4 separate regions of the Homo sapiens genome follow, and regions 2, 3 and 4 are each linked to region 1. The links are chromatin loops, found by intact Hi-C in ENCODE. Cell type or tissue: PC-9. All regions are shown on one strand.

Evidence for each region. Peaks named below come from ENCODE experiments on the same cell type or tissue, not always from the same donor. Only the 100,000 strongest peaks of a DNase experiment are listed, where the experiment ranks them.
Region 2: a loop joins it to region 1, with 6 times the contacts of the local background. A loop is called at or near these places in 12 of 110 quality-filtered maps.
Region 3: a loop joins it to region 1, with 6 times the contacts of the local background. A loop is called at or near these places in 2 of 110 quality-filtered maps.
Region 4: a loop joins it to region 1, with 7 times the contacts of the local background. A loop is called at or near these places in 4 of 110 quality-filtered maps.

What each region holds. Positions count from the first base shown.
Region 1 is chr9:21,812,226-21,814,725 of GRCh38, reverse strand. All of the region lies in intron 1 of MTAP (methylthioadenosine phosphorylase), which reads right to left. It also overlaps the pseudogene TUBB8P1. Among named protein-coding and RNA genes, the nearest start is that of MTAP, 11 kb to the right of the region's middle. In PC-9, CTCF peaks have their summits at 652 (motif pointing left), 1,358 and 1,558 (motif pointing left); DNase peaks (open chromatin) are centred at 665, 1,595 and 2,115; H3K27ac peaks cover 868 bases.
Region 2 is chr9:21,973,690-21,976,189 of GRCh38, reverse strand. It overlaps CDKN2A (cyclin dependent kinase inhibitor 2A), which reads left to right and starts at 1,333. Exons shown (of 3, transcript NM_000077.5): 1 at 1,333-1,512. The coding sequence starts at 1,363. RefSeq lists an enhancer at 776-825 and silencers at 1,006-1,105, 1,326-1,375. In PC-9, no CTCF peak of the experiment used is centred here; a DNase peak (open chromatin) is centred at 1,069; H3K4me3 peaks cover 2,500 bases; H3K27ac peaks cover 2,302 bases.
Region 3 is chr9:21,251,916-21,254,415 of GRCh38, reverse strand. No RefSeq gene overlaps it. Among named protein-coding and RNA genes, the nearest start is that of IFNA14, 13 kb to the right of the region's middle. In PC-9, a CTCF peak has its summit at 1,238 (motif pointing left); no DNase peak of the experiment used is centred here.
Region 4 is chr9:21,317,444-21,319,943 of GRCh38, reverse strand. The region is part of intron 2 of LOC107987053 (a long non-coding RNA gene); the gene reads right to left. Among named protein-coding and RNA genes, the nearest start is that of IFNA5, 13 kb to the right of the region's middle. In PC-9, a CTCF peak has its summit at 1,457 (motif pointing left); no DNase peak of the experiment used is centred here.

The sequences.
Region 1 (2,500 bases):
AAAGGTAGTTATAAGTTTTTTTTAAGTTCATGCATTGTATTGCATTTTTCAGAGATTATCTTGAAAGTCCTTGTCTGAGTTAAAGAAACCTAGCACTATCCTCTGAGAGTTGATCTAATTTGATGATTAAGAAAGACAAACAAGAACAATTACAAAAATAAATAAAAATTAACTAAACTGTTAAAACTAAAAATAAGTAACAAATCATTAGGGAAATTTCCTTGGGCTGGTACCTCCTAGAGAGTAAACAGTGCCAGGCTAACTTTATTAGAAACCTAATTAATGCGAAGTGACCTGAGCATTGTTGTTTTTCAATGAAAAGCTTTAAATCTATTGTCACAAGGGTAACTAAATAAAATAAAGTAGGCCTCAAGAAAAAAATTCCAGGATTAAGAATTCAGTGAACATCTGCATTAAATAATTTTCAGGTCAGGTTACACAAGTTGAGTCCTATCAACACGTAAAAAAATGGTTACCTTTCTGGCTCAGTTTCCTGAAAAAAACAAAACACACACACAAAAAAAGCAACAACAACAAAAAACAAACAAGAAAATAAGGACAATTTAGTGAGGTTTTTACTGAAGAACTCTGCCTGTTTCCCATGACATGGTTACATAATTTGTGACTGTCCACCACAATTTCCTTAAGTGGCAAAGCCAGGCTTTGATGTTGGCGCCATCTTGTGGAGGTATATTATTAAAACCACAGCAGGTTAACATACTTTTATGTCAACGAACAAAGAGTAACCAGTATTATAGCTTTCAAATCAACAGAAGTGTTCACTTAAGTCAATACATTTAAATTACGGCACTTCAATAGAAAATAACAAAAATTCATACTGTTTTAGGAAATCCCAATCCTTCCTTAGCCTGGCTTCTCCATCTTATCCTTCATTCCGTGGACCTCTGAAGCACCACAGGTCATGAGGAGGCTAAGAAACCATCCAGCCCATATCCTCACCTGGGACACAGATATGAACTGCTGACTCTGAAATTACTCTCAGCCAGCTCCCTGGGGATTCAGCTACTAGCTTTTTAACTTATCACCACTTTGGCCTGGCTGTTTCTGGGTGTTCCCTGAGCCAGGGCATCTCAGATTCTGGATTCAACACTGGATGCTCGGGATCAAATACACAAATCGAGTTGGGCTTTGTTTGGAGCCACCCTCTGAGTTTAGGTGAACTTGCCCAGCATTGTAGCAGTTGTTGAGAAATGCTAACCAGGTGTCCCGCTGAATTTCAGAGCCCCTGAGCTCACTCTCAGCAACCCCAAGCTTCAGTCTGCACCACCTGGCTGCATAATGACTCTGCACCAGGTAGCTGGCAACTCAGCCCTCAGCAAGGAACATGTAGTAGCCCTGGACATGAAAGCAAGAGTGGCTACTGCTCTGGAATGATCTGCAGGCAAGCCCATCCAGTCACTTTACTAGGTCCAGTTGTTTACGGAAACCTACATTGTGCGAGGGATACAGGGACAAGTGTAGCAACTGAGTCCCGCCATCCCAGGAAACTGGACCTCTAAGATGGAGGCCAGCAGGGCCAAGATGTGGCCAATGTCGCCACCTGCTGGCTCCACAGCAAAGTACAACTGGGATGAAGTACCCAAGCACTGATGGCCCAATTCTATCCACATTCCTTTGAGTCTCTAAGTTTGTGTCAACTCAGTACTGCCTTAGTTATAAAGTAACTGTGTCTGTGGACTTACATGTTAAAGGCACTGTGCTAAGTGCTTCAGTGGCCTTACCTTATTTCATCATCAGGACCATAAGATGGGCCCTATAGAATGTTACCCGTTTTACAAACGAAGAAAGAGAAGCACAAAAATTAAAAACCTCGTCCAGGGGCCAATCATAAGGAGCAAAGCTGGGATACAAATCTAGGTCTTTCAGGCTTAACCACTATGATGTGCCCTCTCCCAATATCCCCTGGAGTCCTCCATAACATTATACCTTATTAGAAAAGTTATTTGTCTCCATGTTATGAGACAACATGCTCAGAGAGGTCAAGTTCATGACGAAGGTCACAGAACAAGCACAGAAACAGTGACTCCAGGTATCTGAGTGAATCATCTCAGAGGGGAGGAAAACTCTTTCTTAATGACCTCATCCACCCTCAGGAAACAATGACAAGACCTTGCCAGGCCTCCTGGGCAGGAAGCGTCAGTCCTCAGTCCAGTTAATTCTAGACTGTGTAGGAAATGTGTTCAAGACCTGAGATGGAATTTCTGCCCAGCCAGGACTTCTTTATTACACAAGATAGAGTTCTGAAATAGGGAGTCAATCAAGGTCCTTGACAGATTTTAAAAGCTAGTGGCTCATGCCACACTTTTCCACGGACTGACCATCAAACCAAACTTCTCAAAACTAGACCTTCTGCAATGATAATAAATAAAGCTCTCTATGACATCTGCCTCAGAACCCTAAAGCTGCCCACACCTACCTACAGTGACTTGAACCACCTGGTGTCTGCAGCCATGAGTGGGGTCACCATCTGTCTGCATTT
Region 2 (2,500 bases), 160 kb before region 1:
CCAAGCTGGCCTCGAACTCCTGACCTCAGGTGATCTGCCCGCCTCGGCTTCCCAAAGTGCTGGGATTACAGGTGTGAGCCACCGCGTCCTGCTCCAAAGCATTTTCTTTCTATGCCTCAAAACAAGATTGCAAGCCAGTCCTCAAAGCGGATAATTCAAGAGCTAACAGGTATTAGCTTAGGATGTGTGGCACTGTTCTTAAGGCTTATATGTATTAATACATCATTTAAACTCACAACAACCCCTATAAAGCAGGGGGCACTCATATTCCCTTCCCCCTTTATAATTACGAAAAATGCAAGGTATTTTCAGTAGGAAAGAGAAATGTGAGAAGTGTGAAGGAGACAGGACAGTATTTGAAGCTGGTCTTTGGATCACTGTGCAACTCTGCTTCTAGAACACTGAGCACTTTTTCTGGTCTAGGAATTATGACTTTGAGAATGGAGTCCGTCCTTCCAATGACTCCCTCCCCATTTTCCTATCTGCCTACAGGCAGAATTCTCCCCCGTCCGTATTAAATAAACCTCATCTTTTCAGAGTCTGCTCTTATACCAGGCAATGTACACGTCTGAGAAACCCTTGCCCCAGACAGCCGTTTTACACGCAGGAGGGGAAGGGGAGGGGAAGGAGAGAGCAGTCCGACTCTCCAAAAGGAATCCTTTGAACTAGGGTTTCTGACTTAGTGAACCCCGCGCTCCTGAAAATCAAGGGTTGAGGGGGTAGGGGGACACTTTCTAGTCGTACAGGTGATTTCGATTCTCGGTGGGGCTCTCACAACTAGGAAAGAATAGTTTTGCTTTTTCTTATGATTAAAAGAAGAAGCCATACTTTCCCTATGACACCAAACACCCCGATTCAATTTGGCAGTTAGGAAGGTTGTATCGCGGAGGAAGGAAACGGGGCGGGGGCGGATTTCTTTTTAACAGAGTGAACGCACTCAAACACGCCTTTGCTGGCAGGCGGGGGAGCGCGGCTGGGAGCAGGGAGGCCGGAGGGCGGTGTGGGGGGCAGGTGGGGAGGAGCCCAGTCCTCCTTCCTTGCCAACGCTGGCTCTGGCGAGGGCTGCTTCCGGCTGGTGCCCCCGGGGGAGACCCAACCTGGGGCGACTTCAGGGGTGCCACATTCGCTAAGTGCTCGGAGTTAATAGCACCTCCTCCGAGCACTCGCTCACGGCGTCCCCTTGCCTGGAAAGATACCGCGGTCCCTCCAGAGGATTTGAGGGACAGGGTCGGAGGGGGCTCTTCCGCCAGCACCGGAGGAAGAAAGAGGAGGGGCTGGCTGGTCACCAGAGGGTGGGGCGGACCGCGTGCGCTCGGCGGCTGCGGAGAGGGGGAGAGCAGGCAGCGGGCGGCGGGGAGCAGCATGGAGCCGGCGGCGGGGAGCAGCATGGAGCCTTCGGCTGACTGGCTGGCCACGGCCGCGGCCCGGGGTCGGGTAGAGGAGGTGCGGGCGCTGCTGGAGGCGGGGGCGCTGCCCAACGCACCGAATAGTTACGGTCGGAGGCCGATCCAGGTGGGTAGAGGGTCTGCAGCGGGAGCAGGGGATGGCGGGCGACTCTGGAGGACGAAGTTTGCAGGGGAATTGGAATCAGGTAGCGCTTCGATTCTCCGGAAAAAGGGGAGGCTTCCTGGGGAGTTTTCAGAAGGGGTTTGTAATCACAGACCTCCTCCTGGCGACGCCCTGGGGGCTTGGGAAGCCAAGGAAGAGGAATGAGGAGCCACGCGCGTACAGATCTCTCGAATGCTGAGAAGATCTGAAGGGGGGAACATATTTGTATTAGATGGAAGTATGCTCTTTATCAGATACAAAATTTACGAACGTTTGGGATAAAAAGGGAGTCTTAAAGAAATGTAAGATGTGCTGGGACTACTTAGCCTCCAATTCACAGATACCTGGATGGAGCTTATCTTTCTTACTAGGAGGGATTATCAGTGGAAATCTGTGGTGTATGTTGGAATAAATATCGAATATAAATTTTGATCGAAATTATTCAGAAGCGGCCGGGCGCGGTGCCTCACGCCTTGTAATCCCTTCACTTTGGGAGATCAAGGCGGGGGGAATCACCTGAGGTCGGGAGTTCGAGACCAGCCTGGCCAACAGGTGAAACCTCGCCTCTACTAAAAATACAAAAAGTAGCCGGGGGTGGTGGCAGGCGCCTGTAATCCCAGCTACTCGGGAGGTTGAGGCAGGAGAATCGCTTGAACCCGGGAGGCTGAGGTTGTAGTGAACAGCGAGATGGAGCCACTTCACTCCAGCCTGGGTGACAGAGTGAGACTTTGTCGAAAGAAAGAAAGAGAGAAAGAGAGAGAGAAAAATTATTCAGAAGCAACTACATATTGTGTTTATTTTTAACTGAGTAGGGCAAATAAATATATGTTTGCTGTAGGAACTTAGGAAATAATGAGCCACATTCATGTGATCATTCCAGAGGTAATATGTAGTTACCATTTTGGGAATATCTGCTAACATTTTTGCTCTTTTACTATCTTTAGCTTACTTG
Region 3 (2,500 bases), 560 kb after region 1:
AATAGCAGCTATGACTAAAAAACAGAAAGCAAAATAGTGTGCAATTTTTTGATTAATTTGTATCTGAATTTCAAAATATAAAACTTAAGTAATTACTTGTAACATGGAATTTAAGATTCTGCATTGAATCTATATTTTGCCAGGACATGTCTGTGATCCTGGGTAACTTACTTAACTCCTCTGAGCCTCAAATTTTAAAGATGTAAAGTAAGGTAGAAAGATTTCTAGAGGAGTTGTGAATATCAAACAAACTAAAACATGTAAAAGAACTTAACAGATTATCTTCCACTGAGTCACGGCTTAACAGATGATGGATATTTCCTCATTCATTCATATAGATCTATCTGAGAATAGTCAACTCTCCCATCCCTCTCTATAACTGATTGGAAAATGCTGAGAGCCTAAAAAGAGAATTGAAGACAGTCTTAGAGAAGTATGAATATTAGATACACTTGACATTAAAGATAAGTCTGACTGATTTTTTATTCAATAAGAATGTGACAGCTTGTAAATATCTGATAAAGGAATTAGTCTCGTAGACTAATGTATTATAAATATATCTGTAAATTGGTACTCTATACATTTTTTGGCAGTTCTTGATAATGGTAGTGGGAAATGTAGCCTGATGTGTGTATGTGTATATATATATATATATATATATATATATAGTCTCCTCCTAGACTAACTATATATAAGTCTGGGAGATTGAATATCAGTCTAAGAGACTGATACTTGTTTCAGATACTATATATTATATAATATATAAATAGCATGGGCTTTATAGCTATCTATATTTATAGCATTCTTTGCTGATTCTGATGCCTGCCACACTCTCCCTTCCTCTCTGCTTACAGGATTCAATTCTTTCACTCCCATCTCACAATAGCTTCCTCCCTCTCCAGTGTAGAAATCCCAGCGTGCTGTCCTCATTCACTCACCAGCAACCCGCACTGCCACTCGTACAGCTGCTTCCTGTTCCCTTGTGGTTTTTGGCTGTCAGTTTTCCCCTAAGAGCACAAAGTCATCAAATAAAAGCAAAAGTTAAGTGAGAGTTCTAGGTTTTTCATAAACATCCATATCAGAGGTCTTTTTTTTTCCCTCCTGGTGAAAAATTTTGGAAATGAATGAATACTTTTGTTAAAATGATGTAACTTTCTCTAAAGAAAAAGGAAATGTCAAGATTTATTCTACTCTGGAGGCTGTTCAGTTATTTACAGAGGATGACAGCCACCTACTGGCCATGATGACAAAGACATACACCAACTCTGTGGAGAGTCAGCTTTTCTTTTCTATAAAGAATTCTGTCCCTTTGCAGAATTTTCTTCATAGGTAAAAAGGACTCTTTCTCAGAAAGAGCTGAACCTTATATTGGAAGAAGCCCATTTCCTTCATTTTTTTTATCATAGAGAAGGAAAGTACTCCCAGCTTCAAGCAGGACATGTCCTTTGGGCAGTGGACAGCTATGTAGAGAGAGAAAGGGTAAGAATGTGTCCCTTGACTTCAGCCCCCTGACTCATCCCTCCTTTATGTATTGAGCTGCACTAGGATTCAGTACAGCCTGCCAATGTGGGTGTAGAACTGTAATGGACATCCATTAAAATCTCCTGTTTGAAGGTACATTAGCTCTTTCTTAATAGTAAGTTGCTAATTTTACAAATTCATTCCTTAGATCATGTCACTTACATTCATAATAAGGAGAACATTCTCTGTTATTTTCAATAATGACTCAACTTGCATCCCTTCTATTTTCACTCAGTAGTAAGAGAGAGAACAGAGATCTGTAAAGGGATCAGAAGATACAATTCTTGCCAAATGATACCCAGTAGAAGTATCAATTTGGGTAGAATTGGGGAAACATTAAAGTGATCTGTGAAATGGTGTATTTGAAGAAGTTAACCAGGAAGCATGTGTGAATTGCTAGGTTAGTAGGAAGAGGCTTCAACTTAGGACAGATTTCTCAATTCTTTGCTCAAGTTACAGACCCAACCTTTATATGGCTCTTTTGAAATGGAAGAGGAGAGAAATTGGGAAATTCAAAGTTATATTTTACAATATATTTGTTCTTTGCCTCTCTTTCATTAGCTACTGAGTGTGGGGGGCCCAGTTTAGGATCAGAAAGAAAACATTAACACTTTTGAATATACCTGGTTCTCTCTCCTCTGTCTCTTTGATGGTTTAACACCTTTCATATATTAAAAACCCTTTTATTCCTGACTACTTTTAAGCTTCTTATTTCTTTAATGTTATTTTTGTTTTTTGTTGCTTATCATTTCAGTGGGCAAAAATTGTATGATGTGGCTGCATATTGTCACCTTATCCTGAAAAATGTCTGTAACTATATCCTGAACATATCGAGAAGTTAATTTTTTATATATTCTAAAGTATTGGAGACCCAATGAAAGGAAGTGGCAGAGCTGGCAGAGAGGAGCCCTATTATAGCCTGCCTCATACAAGTCCCTGGACAGTTCCTCTGGTGAGGAACACATGGAAGCTTAGTCCC
Region 4 (2,500 bases), 490 kb after region 1:
TCTCTAACTCAACCCTAAAAAAAAAAAGGTGATTTGAAACTAACTGAATATAGTATTATATAAAGTTACCTATAGATATATACAGAATATACACTTACATATTTATATATACATATTTAAATACAAATAAATAAGTAAATATTGTAATGTATTTAATAACATACAATATATGTTATATGCTATATTGTATATGTGTATATATAACATATCGTATATATGTTATTCTATATAAAGTATATATTGAAGTATATATATTAAAATATATAAATGTATACATATTTTTACACATTATATTTACATATGGATTTTTAAATGTACAAAAACATATATAAGATATATAAATATATATTCTTTTTTTTTTGACAAAAGTCTCACTCTTTTGTTCAGGCTGGACTGCAGTGCTGCTGTCATACCTCACTACATCCTCGAACTCCTGGGCCCAAGTGATCCTCCCACCTTGGCCTCCCAAATAGCTGAGACTATAGGTGTGCACTACCACACCTGGCTAATTTTTTATTTTTTGGTAGAGATGGTGTCTCCTTCTGTTGACCAGGCTGGTAAATCCTGGCCTCAAGCAATCTTCCTGCCTTGGCCTTCCAAAGTACTGGCATTATAGACCTGAGCCACCACGCCAGGCCTATATATTCTTTATGTATATTTAAATACATATGCTTAAATTATGTATACTTATATATTTAATAATATACAAATTTAATATATTTTAATATGTTAAGTATAATATAATAAGCATATATTAAATTATATGAGATTGTAAAAGTATATAATACTTAAAGCTGTATATACTTAAGTATACATAATTATATTTACACATATTAATTACAAAATACATAATCTAAAAATGTAATGTATATTAATATAAGTATATAAACTTATTTTATGTTACATAAAATTTAAGTATATACAAGCATATATATACATATATATATTTCTGGAGGGAGGGGGATTGGAAATGGGACTACCTTGATTTTCAGCCATGGAAAAATCACAATACTTTGCTGATTCTGATGGCTGCCACACTCTCCCTTCCCCCCTACTTACTGGAGGATCCCATTCTTTCATTTCTGTATGACATTAGTTTCCTCCCTCCCCAGCGTAGAAATCCCAGGGTGCTCTCCTCATTCACTCACCATTAACCTGCACTGCCATTCATACAGCTGCTTCCTGTTCCATTGTAATTTCTGGCTGTCAATTTTCCCATAAGAGTACAAAGCCATCAGCTGAAAGCAAAAGTTGAGTGAGAGTTCTAGGTGTTTCAGAAACATCCAAATCACTGGCCTGTTTTTTTTTTTTTTTTTTTTTTTACTTCCCTCCTGGTGAATAGTTTTGGAAAAGAAGGAATATCCCCATTACAATAATGTAACCATCCCTGTGGAAAAAGGAAATAGAATGCAAGATCCATTTTACTCTGGAGGCCGTTGAAATATTTACAGAGGATGAGAGCCACCTACTGGCAAAGACGTGCACCAAGTCTATGGAGGGCAGGCTTTTCTGTTCTGTAAAGAATATGTAACAAACCTGCACGTTGTGCACATGTACCCTAAAACTTAAAGTATGATAATAAGAAAATAAAAATAAAAAAATAAAAAATAAGAAAAAGAATTCTGTTCCCTTGAAGGAGATTTTCGTTCATTTGTAAAAGGCCATCTTTCTCGGAAAGAATTAACCCTAATATTGGAAGAAGCCCATTTTCTTAGCTTTTGTATCACAGAGAGAGAAAACACTCCCAGATTCAGGAAGCACATGTTCTTTGAACAATGGGCAGCTATGTGGAGAGAGAAAGGGTCAGAACGTGTCCCTTGCCTCCAGCCTCTTGACTTGTCCCTCCCTCTATGTTTTGTGCTAGACTGGGAATCAGTACAACCTGCCAATGTAGGTGTAGAACTACAAGGGAAATCAAGAAAAATCTCCTGGTTAAGGTACATTAGCTCTTTCTTAACAGTAAGTTGCTAATTTTACACATTCACTCCTTAGGTCATGTCCCAACTTTATAATTAAAACATTTTCTGTTATTTTCAATGATGAGTCAACTTGCATCCCTTGTGCTTTTTACTCAGTAGTAAAAGAGAGCAAAGACATTTGTAAAGGAATCAGAGGATACAATTCTTGCCAAATGATATCAAGAGAAGGTATCTATTTGTGTAGAATTTGGGAAGTATTAAAGTGATCTGCAAATAGTGTAATTGAAGAAGTTAATCAGGAGTGTGTGTGAGAATTACTTAGATAGTAGGAAGAGGCTTCAATTTAGGAGGAATTTCTTATTCTTTGCTCAGGTTACAGACCCAACCTTCAGATTGCACTTTTCAAATGGGAGAGGAGAGAAACTGGGAAATGGGAGAGGAGAGAAACTGGGAAATTCAGTTATATTTCACAATATGTCTCTTGTCTCTTTCTTTTACCACTGAATGTGGGGTACTCAGTTTAGGAGCAGGGGAAAATATTAAAAAGTTTAATATACCTGGTTCTCTCTCTTCCTTTCTCT